4 separate regions of the Homo sapiens genome follow, and all the other regions are linked to region 3. Evidence: chromatin loops called from intact Hi-C (ENCODE). Cell type or tissue: HCT116. All regions are shown on one strand. Each heading gives the region's core, and the rest is flanking DNA. Links, peaks and the distances in the headings are about the cores only.

Region 1 (5,209 bases), core at 1,196-3,695, 270 kb before region 3:
TATCATTACTTCTATTTTAAAGATGAGGAAGTTGATGCACAAAGAGGTTAAATAGCTTACCCAAGGTCACACAGCTTCACCTGCAACCAGGGAACCTGGCTTTTAAGCCAGTGTTCTTAACCACTGAGCTACTGCCCTCCTCGTTCAGTCCCATGGTTTCCATATGGCCCAGTGCACTTGTTAATAGGTTCTGATATTGGTTCAGAAAAGAAGGTCAGTCCTCATTCAATGGTCTGTGAATTTCTAAAAGAGGCAGGGAGTAAGTTGGGGAGGCAAGATCTGGTAGCTGGATCCCACCTCTGCCCTATCCAACTCACCCCATGGTGAGACAACGGGCATGCCACAGACACACAGAAGCAATTTTGCACCTTGGAACCATGGAATTCATTAGTCCACTGGGTGATTGTAGGTTTATCAGAACCCTACAATTACCTTTGTTGTTTGGACTTGTATTTTTAATTTGTGTTATTTGTAATGTGTTCCCCAAATGAGAATAATTTCAGAGATGTTTTTTACAATAGCTGCTTTCATAAAAACATTTCACCTTAACCTTTTCATAACCTAAGGACGAAGAGAAAAATCTGCAATTTCACAGTATAAATCTGTTTTCTTTGAATGTATATGTATAAATTACTTTTTACTTCATTTCAAAACTCACGCAAGGGTAAGTACAGCAGTATATGAACCCACATGGCCCATGATTCAGCAACAACGATTGACCTACGGACAATCTCGCCCATTCCCTCCCCCATCCCTATATTATCTTCAAGCAAAAAGCAGACATCCTATCATTTCATCCATAAATATTTCAGGACATATCTCTAAAAGATAAGGATTATTTTTTAAAACATGACCACAATACCATGATGCATAATTTCTTAACATCAGCAAATAGCCCATGTTCATATTTCCATAAGTTATTTTTAAAATTCTGCTTGTTTTACTTTTCTATACCCCTTAATTATTAGTAACTTCATTATATTTGTTATTGTTGAAGTAATTTTCAATTTTTTATTTTGAAAAATTTCAAATGCACCAATGTAGAGAGAATACATTGAACCCCCTGAACTCATCATCCAGCTTCAACAATTACCTATATTTGACCAATCTTCCTTCATCTACTTCCCCTTTACATAACCCCTATTTGCTGCATGTTTATAAAGCAAGCCCCAGACAACATTTTGTGTTATTGGACTTGCATTCTTAGCTTGGTTAGAGGCAAGAAAATGTGGAGATGTTCTCTGGTAGGCATTTATATATTTATTTCACTTCTAAATCCCTAGAAAAGGATTAGATTAAATGCAACACTTTTAGCAGATCAGATAAAGTGCCACTTGGCTTTTTGCTATTTCTTTTTTTTCTAAAAATGTTTAAAATAAAACCAAATTCTAAACAAATTGCACTAATAGTCTATGACATGAGTACCAAACAGAATATTTGTATCACATGAGCTCTGTCAGCTGTACCCAGATCTTTCAAAGTACACATTTTTCTAAGACTAATTGAATAAAAGCTGAAACAACAAATTTTAAGCCTAATTATAATTCTGTTTAAAAAGGAAGAAAAAATATAAAGATTTACCATCAGATGGTTTAGATTCAAAATGGGGCCTGAATGATGACACTCCATTGGCAAAGCCCCTGGGTTCCTTTCACACTCCTTCTAGATTTTAAAATCCACTATTTTTCAAACAGCTCTTGAGGGATCTGTAAGAATTGTGTGTCTTGTTACCTGGGAGGCAAAAGAAAGAGTTCAAGCTTTAGGGGCTGATGAAATAATGACACAGGTCATAATTTGTTGAGATTTACCAAGATGCTTTGTTTTGTCTCAGCGGGACTTACCATGAAATTCACAGTAACACTCACACTAACTGTAAAATCACAGTGTGTCGCCATATCACTCGTTCTGTCATTGCCACCACGAGCTAATGACAAATGACAGCCATATTGGCTTATACACCATTACAAACCCAGGGGGGTAATGAAAACTTGTCATGGGTTAGGTCAAGCGAATGGCAAGAGAAGAGCTATTGAGCATTTTCAGTAACAACAGCAGAAAATCTGGGCAAACAAAAAGTCATCGGTTAGGATTGCAAATTGGTTCGACACTTTTGCAAAAGGTTTGGCAGTACCAATGAAAGCTAAACATGCATGTACCCTATAATCCAGCAATTCCACTTTCTGGCACTAGAGGTCAGAGTAGTGCTTACCCTGGGGTACTGGCTGAGGGGGCGTGAGTAAGCCTTTTGGGGGTCCGGAAATGTTTTATATGTTGATGTGGTGGTGGTCACAGGTACACCCTGTGTATAGAAACAGGTATACCCTATTGGTATACACACTGGTGTAGACACAGATATAGCCCGTCTTTGTGCACTCCTATAAGCTGTATCACAAATAAAGAAAAGTAGTTAGTAAACATTCCTAATAAAGAGGCTTTTGCAATGTGCTAGCAATTTAAGAGAACTTCTGTCTCTAGGTGAAGACAATGCTGTGTTCACTCTCCCAGGTTGAAGACTCCCAACCGAAATGTGGGGGCGGGGTGCAGCCCTTTCCCCTAAGACATTAGATCTCACCTCTCCCTTTCTTTTTCTTTCTTTTCTTTTTCTTTTTCTTTTTTTTTCTTTTTTTGAGACGGAGTCTCGCTCTGTCGCCCAGGCTGGAGTGCAGTGGCGCATCTCAGCTCACTGCAAGCTCCGCTTCCCGGGTTCACTCCATTCTCCTGCCTCAGCCTCCCGAGTAGCTGGGACTACAGGCGCCCGCCACCACACCTGGCTAATTTTTTGTATTTTTTTAGTAGAGACGGGGTTTCACCATGTTAGCCAGGATGGTCTCAATCTCCTGACCTCGTAATCCACCTGCCTCGGCCTCCCAAAGTGTCACCTATCCCTTTCAACAAGAACCTGGATCCCACCGAGATAAAAGCTCATCTTTCCCAGAAGGGCATTGCTATATTTATGGGCACTGATAAAACTTTACCCACAGATACTGATTTCTGGCTCTTTTTGACTGTTCAAATGGCCTTTCTTTGATGAATTTATACCAATGGTTGACAGTCAGGTTGCTTTGGAATTGCCCTTTCTTGGCAAAGCCAAAATTGGCAATGTCAAGTCATATATGCCAAATTACTTTTTAAATTAAGTTAAATGGCAGGCTCTGCTGATGTTGCTTCACATTTCTTCATGCTGATATTGCAGCCTCTGCCACTTGACATTATGTTTGAGCATCCTTTAATCATTCATTGGTGTCCAGTTATTCAGGTGTACCCATTTGGTTGTAAATCATTGAAGACCCACCCTAGCTGCATTTCTATGTCGATATGCTGTCAGCAGAACAGCAGAACTCTCCCAGTGCTCACGCCTGGTAAACTCTGCTTGCACCAAGTTACTCTCTATTCACAGAGTTGAAATCAATTTTATTCTGTAAAGGGAGGCAGGCCTGTACTTTACTTGGGAAACTGCAATAGGTTCCCGGGAACACAGCACTGTCTTTATCAAGAGGCTGGGGTCCTCTGAAATTGCCAGCACCTTGCAAGGGGAGGAAGACCTGTTGTAAGAGGCACCAAGTTGTCAGAGGATTTGGCTTTCAGTTTATGATGAGTAAATGTGAGGGGGGGAAACTCCTGAAGCTTAAAGAGCACAAAAAGCTTGGAATCAGAATATGGATAAATCCACACATTTTCTAGGTTAAAGCGGTTTTATGTTTGTTTACACACAGGCTTAGGAAATGTGATCGTATTAATGCCAGAATATGGCTATGATTTAGAAGGGATCGATGCTAAATTGGGAAACAAAATGATGTTACATGTACCAAGACTAAACACTATTTTCTTATTCATGACTTGGTATCACACCTTTATGGCATCTTTTAAATATGAAAAAAATCTGTGAGAATGTAATGAATTAAAGCTGTGGAAATTTTCTAAAGACAACAGTGCTCTACATTTTGAGGCATTACATCCCCTGGATATTTCTATTTGATTTTAATTTAAGGGTCAAATTTTTACGGTTGGGTAAACAGCGGAGAAAGATTCCATCAGCTGCTTTTGAATTATAATAATACGGGAGAACCTAGTATACCTTTGCTATTTAAAAGCTTTTTTAAAAGATCACAACATGTGTTCCACTTCATGGTATCAAACATAGAGCAAAATGGTTCTAATTGAGAACATACTTGGCATACGATTGGATTAAAATGACTGAGAATTATAAATGTTGGAAATGTCTATTTCAGGCATGAGTAGGGGAAATGGCACTAATTTCTAGAGTATGCACATAATGATTAAATTAGCCTACAGAGATGAAGAGTATATCAGCCTTCACCCTGGAGAAGAAATACCATATGAATAAGAAAAGAGCCAATCAATTCTTTAGTGGGCAGCAATCACCATGAGAAAGTCCTTTCCCACTATCACATGTTTCCATATCTAGCCCATTTTTCTACAATTCCATTAGCCTCCCCTGTCGTATCCACCAAACTAAATAAAATGCTGTCTACAAGCCTGTTCCTTAGTCAATTGCTCTGTTTGGTCATATTTAGACCCTTTTAAAGGAGTCCCAGTAGATGCATTGGGCTTATATTGGTATAGTGGAAAATGCCAACTTTTGACTTTGACTTTGACCTTTGACTTTGGCCTTAACCTCTGGCTCCATGGATACCAACATTTATATCTTCTCCTCAGCCTCAATTGTTTCTGGAAGAAGTTGGTGAACCATAAAAATCTGGATGTATAAAAAGACTCAGATGCACACACACAATCTACATGCACACACATGTACATGCTTTTTGCTGCTCTTTCTCCCTTCGATCCTGACTCCTGGGCTCTTGTGTCTGCCTACTTCAATGTATATGTGGTTGGAGAATATTCTAAGATGAAAGGAAACATTCTGAATGGCAGCAGGATTGGGGTGTGGGTGTTAGAATAAAGGGACAGTCACTGTTAGTGGGGACTCTGCCCCTATCTGCTGTGCATTAACCTTTCCAAAATATACTAACAGTGTCCTACTGCAAGCAGTGTCTGCAACTCTCTGCCTGAGCGTTTCCTGTTTGCCCAAGAACTGAGTTATCTAGAGGGGCCATGGAATAAACACCCATGAGAGCAGCCCTCATTCAATATGGGACGGGCATGAGAGGTAAATACACGAGCTTCTTCGCCTCCTGATTAAGTAGGACAGGACTCCAAGGCATACTCTATTGCATCTCCCAGAGTCCCC
Region 2 (5,209 bases), core at 1,136-3,635, 470 kb before region 3:
TACTACCTTAGTTTATTTTGGAACATCTGGCTGACCCCAACAGCCCTCCTTAGTGGGAAGAAGTAGAGGAGAATTTTCAAACGTGGAGACCTATCCATTGTTTCTACCTCTAGGAATTTATCCCATAGAACTACTTGCACAGGTGCAAGACTGTTCTGCAGTGTTCTTTATAAGAGCAAAACTTTAGAAGTAACTTGAATATCTATGAATTGGGGGCTGTGTTTAATAAATCATGGCATATTTACAAGATAGAACACTAAGAAGTCGTTACAGTAACTACAGTAGACCTAAAAGTACTGGTTTGGAAAGACTCTTTCCACCACAGGTTAGTTTTGCCTGTTTTTGAGTTTAATATCAATTGAGTCATATACTGTACTCTTTTGTTTCTGGCTGTTTTTAAACCCAAGGTTATGGTTGTGAGATTCGGCCTTGCTGTATACAGCAGTAGTTGGTTTATTCTTATTGCTGCGAAGTTCCTTTATATAAATATACCACAATTTAATTACTGATAGCCTGTATAAGTTTTATGGTCAGAAAACTCAAATAGTTTAAAAAGTGAAATTTGATTGAAGTTACAGCCCCAATTAGAGAGGTATTTTATAACTTGATACTTCTATGCAACATTAGTCTGCGTTTATCTAACTCGAGTTAGTTCTCCCATCTTCTTTATCCCTTTTGATTTCTGTCTTTTGGGTTCATGGTCATTAGTATCTCCACTATAGAATGAAAGGGAAACAGGAAAGAGATGAAACCTGAATCTCTTAATTGTGCCTCTCATTACTGCTCTGGTTCAGAAAGGATAGGGTAGCTCTTTCATTAACGTACCCTTCCCAGTAACTGTGATGCAGACATTCAAAGCAAATTTCTAGTACAAGATATAATCCGATACTCTTGCAGCCAGTTTTCTAGTTCCATAGTAAAGTGACTCAGAGCCATAACCAAACCTTCCTAATTTTAGATTGTTTGGCTTACCTTTCACATCCACTTATTTAGGTTTAATATAAAATTTAATAAGGCAATCCTAACTTGAAAGTTGAAATGGACCTTAGAGATCATCTCAACTGGTGTTCGAAACCTGGTGGATGAGGAGGTGGTGTCTCTTGTGGTCCGCCCAGCCCACATAGTCGGGGGGGACCCAATCCAGAATAGACTCCTGGCTTACATTTTGGAGGCAATGCTTTCTCCTTAGTCAAGAGCCTTTTGGAGCTCCTTTACAAAAGCAGTTAGCCCTTGCGTTCTCTTGTTCATTTGTTTCCAGCATTTACTCTGTAGGCTTTAAGTTACTAAGCAGTCACTTCACAGTTTGTAATTGTGTTTGATTTGATTCTTATTTCTAGTCATGAGCAATATGGCCCTTCAGTTTTGAAAGATTTATTCTAAATTGGCCATGGAAGAATTCTGGTTTTGTCACTCTCTAAAATTCAACCCAAAGTCCAATTCTATTTGAGTTAGCATTCTGAGAGTATATCCATATTATTAAGGTAGTAAGTGTATGAAGTAACTTTTTTATGCGTTGCTTTTCAGGAGTAGAGGTTTACCACTCTTAGGTGACTAAGCAGTATCACAAATAAACCCTCCAGCAAGTTTAAAAATAATTAGGTCCAACTCAGAGGAAGTGGAGTTTCTCCTGTTGCACAAAAATGATGTCTAACAGCTCCAGTGAAATCGATGTGGTTTGTATTCAAATTGAAAATCTGTCTTTGTTCTTTTTACTGTGCTATACTTCTACTCTAAATTTAGTTTAATTTTATACAGTGAAATGCATAGATCATAAGTAAATTTTTGTTATATATTTTAACAGTAATATATAAAGCTCTTGTGACAATTTGTGTACAAGTTTCTTTGTGAACACACACTTAAATTTCTTTTGGGTGAACAGACAGAAGTTGAATTACTAGGTCATGGAGTTCATGTGAATTTAACTCTGTGAGAATCTGCCATACAGTTTTTCAAAGTGGTTGTGCTGTTTTTACATTTCTGTTATATTCTTCTATATTTCTTCATCCTTCAAGTTGAATCAGTATGTAGATTATTAAACTATAAATAATTTGGCTTAACAGAAAACACCTTTTTTTTAGTCACATAAGGACATAGATATTAATGCTACCTAAGTAGTCTAGGCAATTCTCTTAACTACTGTCAGTCCTAATGTTTTTCAAAAATCTTTGGAGATAATGTTAACTGCCTATCAAGAGTCATTTTTCTCTGACATAACTATGTAAAAGCACTTTGAAAAGCATAAGGCACTATACAAGGGTAAGATAGTATATTTTTAAAAGTACTGAACTGTAACCCAATTCCATATGTTTTTGTGATTTCTGTCATGTATTTTGAAACAAAAACATACATAGCTACCAAGTATGTTTATTATAAAATTATTCCCATAGTTCATAATTCATTCTTAGAATGAAGAGTTATTATACTGAAGTGTAATGGCTATTTACTCCTTACTTATTTATACCCTGTCTTATTTTTAAAAGTTTTAAGGTACTTTAGAGATTAATGTATCAAGAAAAATAGGTGCTCAAATGTTTTCTGTCTTGTCCACAGAGGGGCACTGTTGGATTATTTAGAAATCAAAAAACATGTAACATTTATTTCTTTGTTCATGGTTAGAAATATTTGCTTTTAAAGTATTTCTGGTGCTAAAGGACTAGTCTTTCTACCATGAAGCATATAAAGGGTTAAGCTCAGTGAAAACTGTTGTCTTAAGTGTAGTTGGGTTAATGAGAACACAGTTCTGCAAATACATCTTTTCATGTAGTCATAGTATTTACAGTGAGCAAAGGTCCTTTGATATCACAAATAGGCCTTTGTAACAGCCTCTTGAAAGTGAAATTAAACCCTCAACTTTTCTTTTAGTTCTGTCTTTCATCTTCCCTTTTAATTTGTTGGTAAATTTTCCTCAGATAAAAACAAGAATACCTACTTACGATGAAGATGACAACACTATTCTTTATGCGTATGAAACAAAACCTGAATTTGTCAATAAAGTATGTTAATTGCTAATTGCCAAATATATTAACATTTGCTGTTTTAAAGGAAAAGATGTAAATTCCTCGTATACTATGGAGTTCCCGTAAACTCACACTCAAGAAAATATCTCTCCCCTGAATTTGTATGCTTGCTTTCATCAGAGAATGAGCACTTAACCAATTTACTTTCCCCTTTTTCTTATATAGTAGAAAATTAAGAGCAGTTTTGTACTCACTTTCAGTATAAAACTCTAAACCTGGATTCTTCTGATATAATAAATTCTTTTCTTGCCCCCTTCCTCAATTGTCAGTTTTTCATTCTCATATTAATGTGAATTTTAAAAATCTCTGCTTAATTTAAGACTTCTGAAACCCCTTGAAAAGTTGGTGATAAATAAAAACAATTTAAATAAATAAATATAGCTCCCCCCTGCCCCCAGTGTTCAGTTTGGCTGTTACAGAAATAAATCATTAACTACTTTTAAAATATTAGCAGGAACCGAATATTGTATCTGACGCATCCTGTAATACTGAAGAGCAACTGAAGACAGTTGATGATGTCCTTATTCATTGCCAGGTATGGAAGTTCTGTCTCTTCAATGTAGTTTTCTAAAATGTTAAGCAAAAATTCTCTTTATCTCACATAAAGGGAAAGTGTACAATTAATTGAAATTTTGCCTATCAATTTATTTATGATTATCATCCCATTGTGATGATTTTTTAAAACAATTTATAGTTAGAACCACATTTCCTGAATAGCAACATGTAGATTTAATAGCTTTTTAAAAAGCCCATTACCAACCAAATGTAGTTATGTCTCTTTCATCTACATTGCTCAGTATTAAATTAGTTTCCCCTACAAAATCCTTAAAGGAAATTGACTGATTTGGATGAAATTTAGTATGTGCCTAAATGCACATCAAGATATCTCAATGGAAACAAAGTGGCAGCCCATCAAGGTTTAGTAAAGAAACATACCTAAGGTAGTTTTGAGGAGTTGTTTTAAGAATCACCATGTTGGTAGAGATGTGATTACTGGGAATTTTGTGAGTTGCATACCCCAGAGGTAATGAAGGTTTATATATATATAATGTTTCTTACCATATATAAGGTTTCTTGAATGGAATGAGCTAACATACTTTGGAAAGTAAAATTGTTTGGGTGTTTATCATGATCATGGAGGAGAACAGAAGTGGAGTGCTTCCAAGGGACACATACAGTCTTGGGGGGAAGTGGGTGCAGAGGCGAGCTGGGAAGGGAGGGAGCAGGTTCTCCCCAGCCTGCCTCCCCATGCACTGCTAGGTCATGGTCTAGGTCAGCTTATACGCTGAGGTGGGAGGTAGCATCTGTGGGGGGAGGTGTCCAGGGCCATGGTCAGCCTGAAATGGCCCCAAGGGCCCCTCTCCATTGCTGCCAAGGGGCTGGCTCTTTCTTCCCCTACCCGTTCTAGATCACAGAGGTGGCACTCCAGCCTGCCTTGTTCTTTCATCCCAGTTCCCTCTTGAGTCTGTCTCCATCCTGCTTAGTCTGGAAGCAGAGGAAGACCTCGCCATCCCCTGCCTACCTCAGCTCCCTAGTCCTGCCTCTTCACTCGTGGAGATAGTGGAGCACCTGGGGCAGTCCTCTCCTCCGAGTCCTCATAACTGTCCCCACAGCCAACCAACTGCCCTCATCCCTGCCCTTCTTCTGACCCCTTCCCGGCCATTCTAGTGACCAGGGCTGACACCCTTGCTGCTTTCTGCATCTAGTCCCCTCCCTGAACTCAGAGCTGCCCCCCATCGGGCATCCCCCTCTCTCTCCTCTGGCTCCAGTCCCTGTCCCTCCTTCCCCTCTACGAGTTCTCCCACATCTTGGAGAAGCCACTTCTCTTGCTTCCCATCCCTCCTTTCCTGTCATCCTCACTCTCTTCTTCCTGTGACAGCCCCACTCCTGGAATGTCATTCATACTTGCTGTCTCCACACCTGGCTTCCTGTTTTTCTCTCTGGGTATTTATGAACCTGCTGTTCCTTCTATGCTGTAAGCCCTTCCATGCATCCTCACCTGGCGAGGGCCTTCTCATGTTTTAATTCTCACTTCAGACCTCACCTCCTCTGAAAAGGTCTCCGTGACTGCAGCCTGGGTTAGGACTGCTTTTCTGTGCAGGCTTAGCCTCCTGTTCCCACCTGTGTCACGCCACTGGTAATAACAATAGTAACATGAAGAGACCACTGAGCACTGTTGGACCGGGTGTAGT
Region 3 (5,209 bases), core at 1,078-3,577:
GGCTTGAATCCAGGAGTAGGAGGTTGCAGTGAGCCAAGATTGCGCCACTGCACTCCAGCCTGGGTGATAGAGCGAGATTCCATCTCAAATATATATATATAAAAAATAAGTAGTCAATGTCTTAATATCACTAGGAGCCAAAGTAAGCACTATAAAAAGAACAGTTTAAATATTTATATTTTTAAATTCTTTTTGTTTCTCCCCTATGTTCCAGAGGATTTCAGAAGTCTTATAAAGCCAAGAAAAAGAGAATATGAGAATAAAAGAGCTGATTAATAAAGGAGGTAGGCAAAGAAGTTATTATATAAGAACCTAGGTTTAAGAAAAGCTACTGAATATCAGTATGAACATATAGTTTTAATATATAGCGAGACTGAAATATAGATGTATGTGTGTGCATGGATTGGGATACCTACATTTATTTCCTAGTTCTGTCCACTGAGAAGGCCTAGGATCAATGACACAAGAGGAGCAATGAACACACCTAGTGTCCAGATCTCGGTTTCTAAATACCAGTCTCCAACTAAAGGAACCGGGGCTCCTTAGAGAACAGTTTAATTCCAGAGCTAAGACAGGGAAAGTACAGATGAGCCTAGACTATCTTGTGATGTCAGAAAACAAGTGAGTATACAAAAAAGGCAGGGACAAGTCAAAAGGCCATGGGAATCAACTGAAGGAGCTCCCAATAGCCAAAGCTGGAAAATTTGATCAATGAAGAAATAATTACAATACTGGATTATAACTCATACAATGCAATAAATGTCCATGAGTCAATATTAATATGAATATACATAATTGAATAAATAAATAGGAGATAAAGGACAGCTCTCCCTTGCAAATGCATTCCAATTAATAAATCCAGAAGGAATGAGGGAGACAGAGAATCAACATAAGGCACACACCACAATAATGGCTGCTGCAGGTAAAATCCATGCATGGATACTAACTTGTCTTGGTGAGTTGAAGAGAAACAGGATATTAGCAGAGTCTCAAAATCCCCTGCCACCCAAAATCTTTATCGTGGGCAATGGGGAAAAATAGTAACTTTACTGTGGAAAAATCTGGAAAACATCATGTTAACCAAGTGATCAATGTTAACATCACCAATAAAAAAAATATCAACACCACCTATCCCCCAATATGATTCAATGAGGAGATAACATCACTCATGTGTTACTCTCTTGCCAAAAATGCATAATCTCGATCTATTCAAGAGAAAGTATCAGACACACCAAGATCGAGACATTTTATAAAATAACTGAGCAGTGGTCATCAATAGTGTCAAAGTCATGAAAGACAAGGAAAGAATAAGGAGCTGTCACAGACTAGAAGAGGCTAAGGAGACACAACTAAATTCAATGTGGGATACTAGATTTTATCCTGGAACAGAAAAAGGACATGGGATTGGGTAGGAATGGCAAAATTCAAACAAGGACCACAGTTTAGCTAATAGTACTACACCAATGTTCATTTCCTGGTTCTGATAACTGTGCTGTGATTATTACAATTACCATAATTTTAAGTTATACATGTAAGTTAACATTAAGGGAAGCTGTGTCAAGCATATATATGAGAATTCCCTGAAATATTTTTGCAACTCTTCTGTAAATCTATAATTCTTTTAAAAATTAGAAAAGCTAATGAAACTGGGTACAAAAATGCTGTGAATTTCCTACTAGATAAGGAAAAGAAGGAAACAAAATGCTTCAGAGCTCATTGTCTAATGAAAAGAAGCATACAGATTCAGGAGAGAGAGATATTTCCTTCAGCCTGAGTTCAGAGTAATTCTGTAGTATATATGAAGACTGAAAAAGAATTCAAATTGCTTTCTTGGAATATATTTGGCAATGAGCATTTAATATTATATAAAGATTCAAAGTCTGGTATACATTCATTAATGATACTTCCACCTTCTTCACAATCAAGTATTCATGTTATTGTCTAAGGAAAAATTATTAATAAACCAAAAGAACATATGAAAGAAAGAAAAGTTCAGAACTTCCATTTCATTTTCAAGAAGCACCTAAGGCCTATTTGTGATATCAAAGGACCTTTGCCCATCACAAATCCTACAACTACAGGAAAAGATATATTTGCAGAATTGTGTTCTCATTAACCCAGCTACACTTAAGACACCATTTTCATCAAGCTTAACCATTTATATACTTCGTGGTAGATAAACGAGTCTTCTAGCACCAGAACTGCTTTAAAAGCAAGTATTTCTAACCATGAACAAAGAACCAAATCTTAAATGGCTTTTGATTTTCAAATAAACCAACAGTGACACTCTGTGGACAAGACAAGAAACACTTAACCATCTATTTTTCTTGATAAATTAATCTGTAAATCATCTTAAAATATTTTTTGGAGTAAGGCAGGGTATAAATAAGTAAACAGACAGTAAATAACCATTATATTTCTGTATAATTATTCTAAAGATGAATTGTGGGCCATAAAAATAATTTTAATATAAACATACCAAGGAGTTACCTACTTCTTTGTTTCAAAATACATGATAAAAAATTAATCGAATTAGCCCAGCATTACAAACTTATTAGATGGCAAAATTATATCAAATTATAATAGATATTAATAATTGTAAACAAAATATTACCATCTTACCCTTGTATAGTGCTTCATGCTTTCCAAAGTGCTTTCAGATAATTATGTACAAAACCATGACACTGGGCAGATAATTAGCATTATCCCCAAAAATGAAAATATTGAGGCTGATAGAAGTTAAGAATTGCCTACACTACTTATGTGGCACTGATATCCACATCCTCATGTAAGTAAACAAATACATTTTCTGTTAAGCCAAATTATATATAGTTTAATAATCTATTTTATTCAACTTCAGAGGTCAAAAAGCACAGGAGAATATAGTGGTAATGTAAAACAGTATGACCACTTAGAAAAACTGGCAATTTCTCATAAACTTTCACCTACCCCATTACCTAAAACTTCCACTCTCAGGTATTTACCCAAATTAAATGCAAACATAGGTTCACAAAGAGACTGCCATAAGCATGTTCATAGTCACTTTACTCCTAATAGCCCAAAACTGCAAACAACCCAAATGTCCATCAAAAGAATGGACAGGCCGGATGCGGTGGCTCACGCCTGTAATCCCAGGACTTTGGGAAGCCGAGGCAGGCAGATCACCTGAGGTCAGGAGTTTGACATCATCCTGGCCAACATGGTGAAACACTGTCTCTACTAAAAATCCAAAAATTAGCCGAATGTGGTGGCGGGCTCCTGTAATTCCAACTACTCAGGAGGCTGAGGTAGGAGAATCGCTTGAACCCGGGAGGTGGAGGTTGCGGTGAGCCGAGATCGTGCCATTGCACTCCAGCCTGGATGACAGAGCAAGACTCCATCTCAGAAAAAAAAAAAAATGGGTAAGCAAATTATGAGTATTCATATGACAGAATACCACTCAGCAATGAACAGGAATGAAATATTAATACTATGAAACAAATCTCCAAAACATTCTTCTCAGGAAAAAAGACTATGACCCAAAACAGTACATACTGTACAGTTCTATTTATGTGAAGTTCTAGAACAGGCAAAACTCATCTAGGATGGAAAAAAAAATCAAAATATATTTCCCCCAAAGTTAAGGGAGATGGGGACTTACTGGGAAGAGGTCCCAGGCCACTTTCTAGGGTGATGAAAATGTTTATTACTGTCTTTTTTTTTTTTTTTTTTTTGAGACAGAGTATTGTTCTGTCACCCAGGCTGGAGTGCAGTGGCGCAATCTCGGCTCACTGCAACCTCCGCCTCCGGGGTTCAAGCGATTCTCCTGCCTCAGCCTCCCGAGTAGCTAGGATTGCAGGCATGCACCACCACGCCAAGCTAATTTTTTTTTTTATTTTTAGAAGAGATGGGGTTTCACCACGTTGGCCAGGCTGGTCTCAAACTCCTGACCTCAGGTGATCTACCCGCCTTGGCCTCCCAAAGTGCTGGGATTACAGGCATGAGCCACTGCGCCCAGCCAAAATGTTCATTATCTTCATGGGGTGTAAGTATACACATTTATCAAAACTCACTGATTTGTGCATTTTACTGCATGAAATTCAACTCCATTTTTTAAAAAGAAATACAGCAGAATGAAAAGAACAAAGAGAGATTTTCACTTTAATAAACAAACCATAATATCTACCTCTGGAGTATAGAATCTTCCTCTTTTTGGAAAATCCACTTCCTCTGAGTTGTAACTGTATCTTCTTAAATGTACTGGGTGGTTTATCTGTGAAACTATTTGGTCACCATGGGCTACTGTGAAGCAATGCATTAAAAAGTTATTTCATACACTACTCTCTTAATAACCTTAATACGGATATGCTCTCAGAATGCTAACTCAAATTGAATTGGACTTTGGGTTGAATTTTAGAGTGACAAAACAAGAATTCTTCCATGACCAATTTAGAGTAACTATTTTAAAACTGAAGGGCTATATTACTTATGACTAGGAATAAGAATCAAATCAAACACAATTACAAACTGTGAAGTGACTGCTTAATAACTTAAAGCCTACATAGTAAATGCTGGAAACAAATGAACAAGAGAACGCAAGGGCTAACTGCTTTTGTAAAGGAGCCCCCAAAAGGCCCTTGACTAAGGAGATGGCATTGTGTCCAAAATGTAAGCCAGGAATCTATTCTAGATCGGACCCCCACTGCTATGTGAGCTGGGCAGACCACTAGAGACACCACCTCCTCATCTGCCAGGTTAACATCAGTTGAGATGATCTCTAAGGTCCATTTCAGCTTTCAAGTTAGGATTGCCTTATTAAATTTTATATTAATCCTAAATAAATGGATGTGAAATGTAAGCCAAACAATCTAGAATTAGGAAGATCTGGTTATGGCTCTGAGTCACCTAACTACGGAACTAGAAGAAGACATTGGCTGCAACAGTATTGGATTGTATCTTGTACTAGAGATTTGCTTTAAAAGCCTGCATCACAGTTACTGGGAGTGACACTTTAATGAAAGAGCTACTTCACTTAAACCTTCCTGAGCCAGGGCAGTAATGAGAGGCACAATTAAGGGATTCAAGTTTCATCTCTTTCCTGTTTCCTTTCATTCTATAGTGGAGATCCTAATGACCAAGGACCCAAAAGAGAGAAATCAAAAGGGGATAAAGAAAATGGGAGAACTAACTCTCAAGTTAGATAAATGCAGACTAATGTTATATAGAAATA
Region 4 (5,209 bases), core at 1,410-3,909, 400 kb before region 3:
CATGCCTTGACTCAGTGATATCCAAAAGATAAGTCATTGAAATGAAGAGATTCAGGACACACATGAACTTTTCATGACTGTTGGAATGTTGTTTTATACATCTGGGACTCAGTTTCCTCTTTTGTAACATGGGGGACTGCCCTACTCTCACTCAGGCCTCCTTGGAGCCAGTGGTGCCTGCTGGGGAGGAGTCAAACCTAGCCTCCCAGGAGCTGCCGGAGGAGGAATTGCTGTGGGCCCCAAAGGATGGGCAAGTGGGAGCACCAAGGAGGAATTGGAGGGAGGACGCCACCAGCTCCCAGGCCTGGTTTTCCAAGCCCCTACTACCTTCAGCCTGCCCGCAAAGGATCTATGATGGGTTTGGGGGCCCACACGGGCCTGACTGCAGGGCTACAGTATGGAACTAGATTTGTGGCCATTCATTTTTATTCATTCTTTCAAAAATGATGTGGGCACCTACTGTGTGCCAGGCATGCATCTCTTATTCCTCCAACCTGATACCACTTTCTTTGTAGGCAGGTTGCCATCTCTCTTGGCTCCATTCTGAAGATATTAACCAAATCCATATTATCCCAGGATTATCTGCTTTTAACAGGGCTCCTTTAAGGCTCACATTTCCTGCAGAGGTAAAGGAGTAAGTCTCTAAGGTAAGAATGCCAGTCCCTAGACAGCTGGAAGGGGTGATATTCATGCAAGGATCTCTCTAAGGAAAGGAACAAATGTATATTTTCTAGAGATGGCTGCTCCTGATACTAACAGGAATGAACTGCCTTCCTCAGGTCTTGGCAAACCTCAGCATCACAGAAGAAAATCATAAAGAGCTGCTGGTGGTGGTAGGGAACACTCACCTGGACAGGGGACTGTGAGAGTCAGCAAGTGCCCATCCCTGCATTGGGCCAATGCCCTACAGTTCGGTTGGACACCCAGAACCCCAAGCACCCTCAGGTGCTGCTGCTGGAACAGCCATCTCATGCAGGAGCTCAGGTCACGTTTAAGGTCTTGGGCCAAGGTCTATCATCTTAAAGAGCTACGGTTTTTGGACATTTTTCTGGCAACAAAGAAACCTCTTAAATTTGGAACAAAGAGGAGGAAAAAACCTGCCTCTGGAAGAGAAAATACTTCTAATTAGATTGAGATACAAAGGTTAAATTTTTGTTCTGGGAAAAAGACTGTTTATAATCCTGTGTCATTAGCAGGACATTTTCCAGAGACCAGTGTGCCAGAAATAGACCCTCTGAGGGGTCACTGGAAGGAAGGGGTGCAGATTTCTGAAGTACAAAGAACTGGAGTTCAGATTTTCCCCTTCTTCTAATGCATGTGAATCCCTTGCCACCCTTTGGCATGGAGACAGTGTCAGCCTCACCCTGGGCCCTGGGCCCCCTATGAGAGTGGTTAGGAGTATAAGCTTTGAACTTAGACAGGCCTAGGTTCAAACTTCAGCTCTGCCTAATTTTGCTAGCTGTGTGACCTGGGGCAAGTAAGTTCTCAGCCTCAGTTTCTCTCTGTGTAAAATGATTAAAAAAAAAAACCTGTCACATTGGGTGGTTGTAATGATTAAAGGAGATAAGCTAAGTGAAGTACTTGGCACAGTGCCTGACACACAGAAAGTGCTCAGTAAATCATGGCAATTATTGTATTGTCATCATCATCACTGGTACCATCATCAATGTCATTAGCATTATTGTTGTCAGCACTGTCGATACAGTCTTCATCTTCACCATCATTCTCATTGTCAGTGCCATCATCATCATTGTGCCATTGGCATCATTGGCATCATCAGATCCACCGGCCATATTTCTTGTGAGCATCTTGAGTAGTATCACCCATGCTCCCTTTGCACCTGAATGGCTTTATTCATTCGCAACCCTGTTTGTTCAAAGATTCATGTAAAAATCAGCTACTAGGAACTAAGAAGGCACTTACCATAAGCTTGGTGTTACACCTGACGGGAAGGTTTCCAGGCCAGCCCACAAAAACCCACCTAACACCCAACATAGCTGAAATGAGCATTTGAAGTGAAAACAGAAAACAATGCTCTCCCAATGTTAGAAATTAAATATAGTGGGAAGACAAATAAATACACAAATCTGTTTCTCATTCAGACTGAAAGCCTGGGGGAGAAAGAAAAGGTGGCCAGAACCTTTTGTATCTTGAATATGGACTCATGAGCACTTTCAAGGGTTCGGAAGTTACTGCTGATTGACCGCACATAATTTCACTTCATATCCTTCAGTTTTCCTTCTCCTTTGCACGAGAGCTTAAGTAGCTCTCCTCTCCTACTTTTCAGTGGCGATGAAGCTCATTTTCTCACTCACAAAAACATGGAAGAAGTGGAAGCGGAGAGGATGAGGGTAAGGATAAGAGGGAGAGAGAAAGCAAAGAGCCTTTTTGAGGTAACTAGGCAAGAGTCGAAGGAGAGAAGATTCAAAAGTTCATGTAGGTCCAAAGGAAAGATTGGTTAGCTATAACAGAAGAGTGAAAGAACACAGAGAAACTGAGGAAAGCTGTGAGGAAAACACTGAATGAGAGTTACTTAGCTGGCCACAAGGGGATGCTGTAACCTACAATAGCTTGGTTGCAGGACAGCAGGGTGGAGGGAGAGACAGGACTGGAACTTCTTAGCACAGTGAGGACATGGTAAAAAAAATAAAATATAGCATTGTTTACAAGTCTGAGTACTGCAAGTACTTAGGGAAGGTGCTCCAAATTTGGGCAGAACTTCTCCTATGCCTCTAAAATCATCAAGCACATCCCCTTGTGGCTTGGCTGAGTTATCAGTCCCAGGAAAAAAATCTAAATGTACCTTCTTTCTGTGTCTAATATTTATTTTTGCCTACCCGCCAGCTCCTCCAATCTCTCCTTGGATAGTCAGAATTATTAGATTTCTCCCATCAAAATTGGGTTTTCCAGAAAGAAGCTGATAAACTCATTCTCAATGAGGTGCATGACTGATAAGGCTGAAGTATTATGTTCCTTTATTGGTATAATAAAGATAATCCAGCCAGTAATAAAGCTATGGACAAAGAAATGAAACTATAATTGAGTCATTTCAGATACTGGTCATGGGGAGGAACCTTCCTAGCTGTCTTGAAATCTCTCCATAGAGATAAGAACCGACAACTATGATTAAGTTTGCGGGGCCCATTGGAAGGCACCTGAGATCAAATAAAGGGGGCAGGGGCGTGACCTTGACCCTTAAGCACTCAGAACTAAGGAAGGACATGAATGTGAGTCAATTATTCATTCCTTTACAGACACAATCAGCAAACACTTATTGCTCACCCAACATGAACCTCCTGAGTACGTGCCTCCCTGGTGCAGAGATTTTAGCAGCATCCAAAGTTGTCCAGGGCCCTGTTACTGAACTGGCTACCTCCTGAAACGCTGGTTTCTGTCTTACCAGGTTTCCATGCAGAAGTTAGGGCTCTCAAAGGACTGCACTCCCATGCACAACACCCTACTGCAGCGCTACAGCCACAATGGCAACTTCATGACCATCACCTATTATGTGCTTTGAATCATTACTAACGATGGTGATGAACAGGGCAAGGGGAGTGAAGAGAGGAGGCTGTTGGGTTTTGGTGAACTCAACTAGCTAGTTGTCTTAGCTTGGGCTCCCCCACAAACAGACCCTGAGGCAAGGATTAACTGAAAGTAATTTATTTGGGAGAAGATCCCAGACAACACCAGTAGAGGAGTGAAGTGGTGAGACAGGGAAAGCAAGGAAGCCAATTTATCAAACAAGTTACCACTGTGGGCAACTGAAGCTCAATTCCACTGGGGAGACCTCAGAGTCATCTCAACCGAGAGGCTAGGAAGTTGGGCTGTTTATTCACCCGCCCCCATCCATCACTGGCCAAGGGCTGCTCCTGGAGGATGTAGTCATTCCTTGGCACTTCCAGCTAGCCCAGCATGCAGATCTAGTGTGCTCCTGAGACAAAAACCAAAAACCAAAAACTCACACCTTTAGGGAGCATCATGGATGTTTGCAGTAAGTAGCATTTGGTGTATAAGAGGCCAGTCTGGGCAGGAAATGGCAGGACACCGACAAATGTCTGCTACACCAGCCATGGCCTGGAAAGTCTCAATGCTTATGTGAATATCGAAATGTCATTAATTTAGGCCACCATGACCAAATGTTTCCCCAGTTGGTGGTACCTTCTGTAACCCCTGTGAAGAAGACACTCCTTTATAATAACAATGCTCACACTACAGGGGAATCAGCTCAAAAGGGGTGTGACTCAAGATCTTATAAAAAAAACAAGACACACGAGGGGGCCAGAGATGACTATCTTTCCAAAAGCAAAACGTTCAAGAGATGGTCAGCATAGCTAATGTGTTCCTTTGCTAAAATATAACTGGGGCCCTCCAGAAAGTTCTTTGAATCATATTTGTGCTGGCTGGAATGCAAGATGTTCCTGGGATGAGTCACAGAGGGAGTTTCTTTTCTGGTGATCTTGTGTTCCAACTCGGGGACCAAAAATCAATAAATAAACACTACTTCACTTCATCAGCTGCATGCTGCCTAATAATAATAATAATAATAATAATAATAACCTCGACCCGAGAAGTACAGACAATGCAGGAAAGAGAGGGTGAAGAGTACTCATCTTTTAGACAGGGAAGCTTCTTTCTGGAATTCTGTTTTGTCAAAAGCAGAACAACATCCTCCGCAGAATCTTAGGGTTGGTGAGGCTTTTGAAGTCCCTAAAAACTCACTGTATGTGTCCTAAAGCAAGTATCATGGTTGGAGCTAATATAGCATAAACAATACGAAGTTGGGGTGGGGGAAGGAAAAAGATCGGCTGTATAACATCTGGCTAGTTAGCAATAACGATTATAGGTATTATTTCCTATTTTATTGGGGGAAGAGTTCCAGAATGCATGTGTTTGCACACATACATGTGCACACGTGCACACACACACACACACACACACACACACACACACACACAGAGTGGCCAAGTAGGAGTGAAGCCACCTGTTGTCCCTCTAATAGTCAAGGGGGATCCTTAAATCAGGATTCTCCCTCCTCACCTGTTCCACCTCAGGTATTTTTTTCCCTCTGAATTCCAGTCATCAAATCTTTATTGTTGCAGCTGACCTGTGAACTGGACCTTGCCACATGAGTAGGATTTTGGCGCAGGAGATGGTGGAATGGAGGAGGGTTTTCCAAAAGTGCAGGACAGAAGGAAAGGCAGAAGAGGAC

The links. Peaks named below come from ENCODE experiments on the same cell type or tissue, not always from the same donor. Only the 100,000 strongest peaks of a DNase experiment are listed, where the experiment ranks them.
Region 1: a loop joins it to region 3, with 2.5 times the contacts of the local background. A loop is called at or near these places in 18 of 110 quality-filtered maps.
Region 2: it touches region 3 in a loop (15-fold over the local background); 12 of 110 quality-filtered maps call a loop at or near these places.
Region 4: it touches region 3 in a loop (2.6-fold over the local background); 8 of 110 quality-filtered maps call a loop at or near these places.

Annotation. Positions count from the first base shown.
Region 1 is chrX:17,943,103-17,948,311 of GRCh38, forward strand. No RefSeq gene overlaps it. Among named protein-coding and RNA genes, the nearest start is that of RAI2, 84 kb to the left of the region's middle. In HCT116, for the core only: a CTCF peak has its summit at 2,178 (motif pointing right); a DNase peak (open chromatin) is centred at 2,159.
Region 2 is chrX:17,742,547-17,747,755 of GRCh38, forward strand. SCML1 (Scm polycomb group protein like 1) reads left to right here. Exons shown (of 8, transcript NM_001037540.3): 2 at 1,525-1,673; 3 at 2,910-2,993; 4 at 3,472-3,552. The coding sequence starts at 1,641. Among named protein-coding and RNA genes, the nearest start is that of SCML1, 7.7 kb to the left of the region's middle. In HCT116, for the core only: a CTCF peak has its summit at 2,560; no DNase peak of the experiment used is centred there.
Region 3 is chrX:18,208,400-18,213,608 of GRCh38, forward strand. BEND2 (BEN domain containing 2) reads right to left here. Exons shown (of 14, transcript NM_153346.5): 4 at 4,166-4,281. Among named protein-coding and RNA genes, the nearest start is that of BEND2, 9.9 kb to the right of the region's middle. In HCT116, for the core only: no CTCF peak of the experiment used is centred there; a DNase peak (open chromatin) is centred at 2,202.
Region 4 is chrX:17,810,409-17,815,617 of GRCh38, forward strand. The region is part of intron 1 of RAI2 (retinoic acid induced 2); the gene reads right to left. Among named protein-coding and RNA genes, the nearest start is that of RAI2, 48 kb to the right of the region's middle. In HCT116, for the core only: a CTCF peak has its summit at 2,552 (motif pointing right); a DNase peak (open chromatin) is centred at 2,526.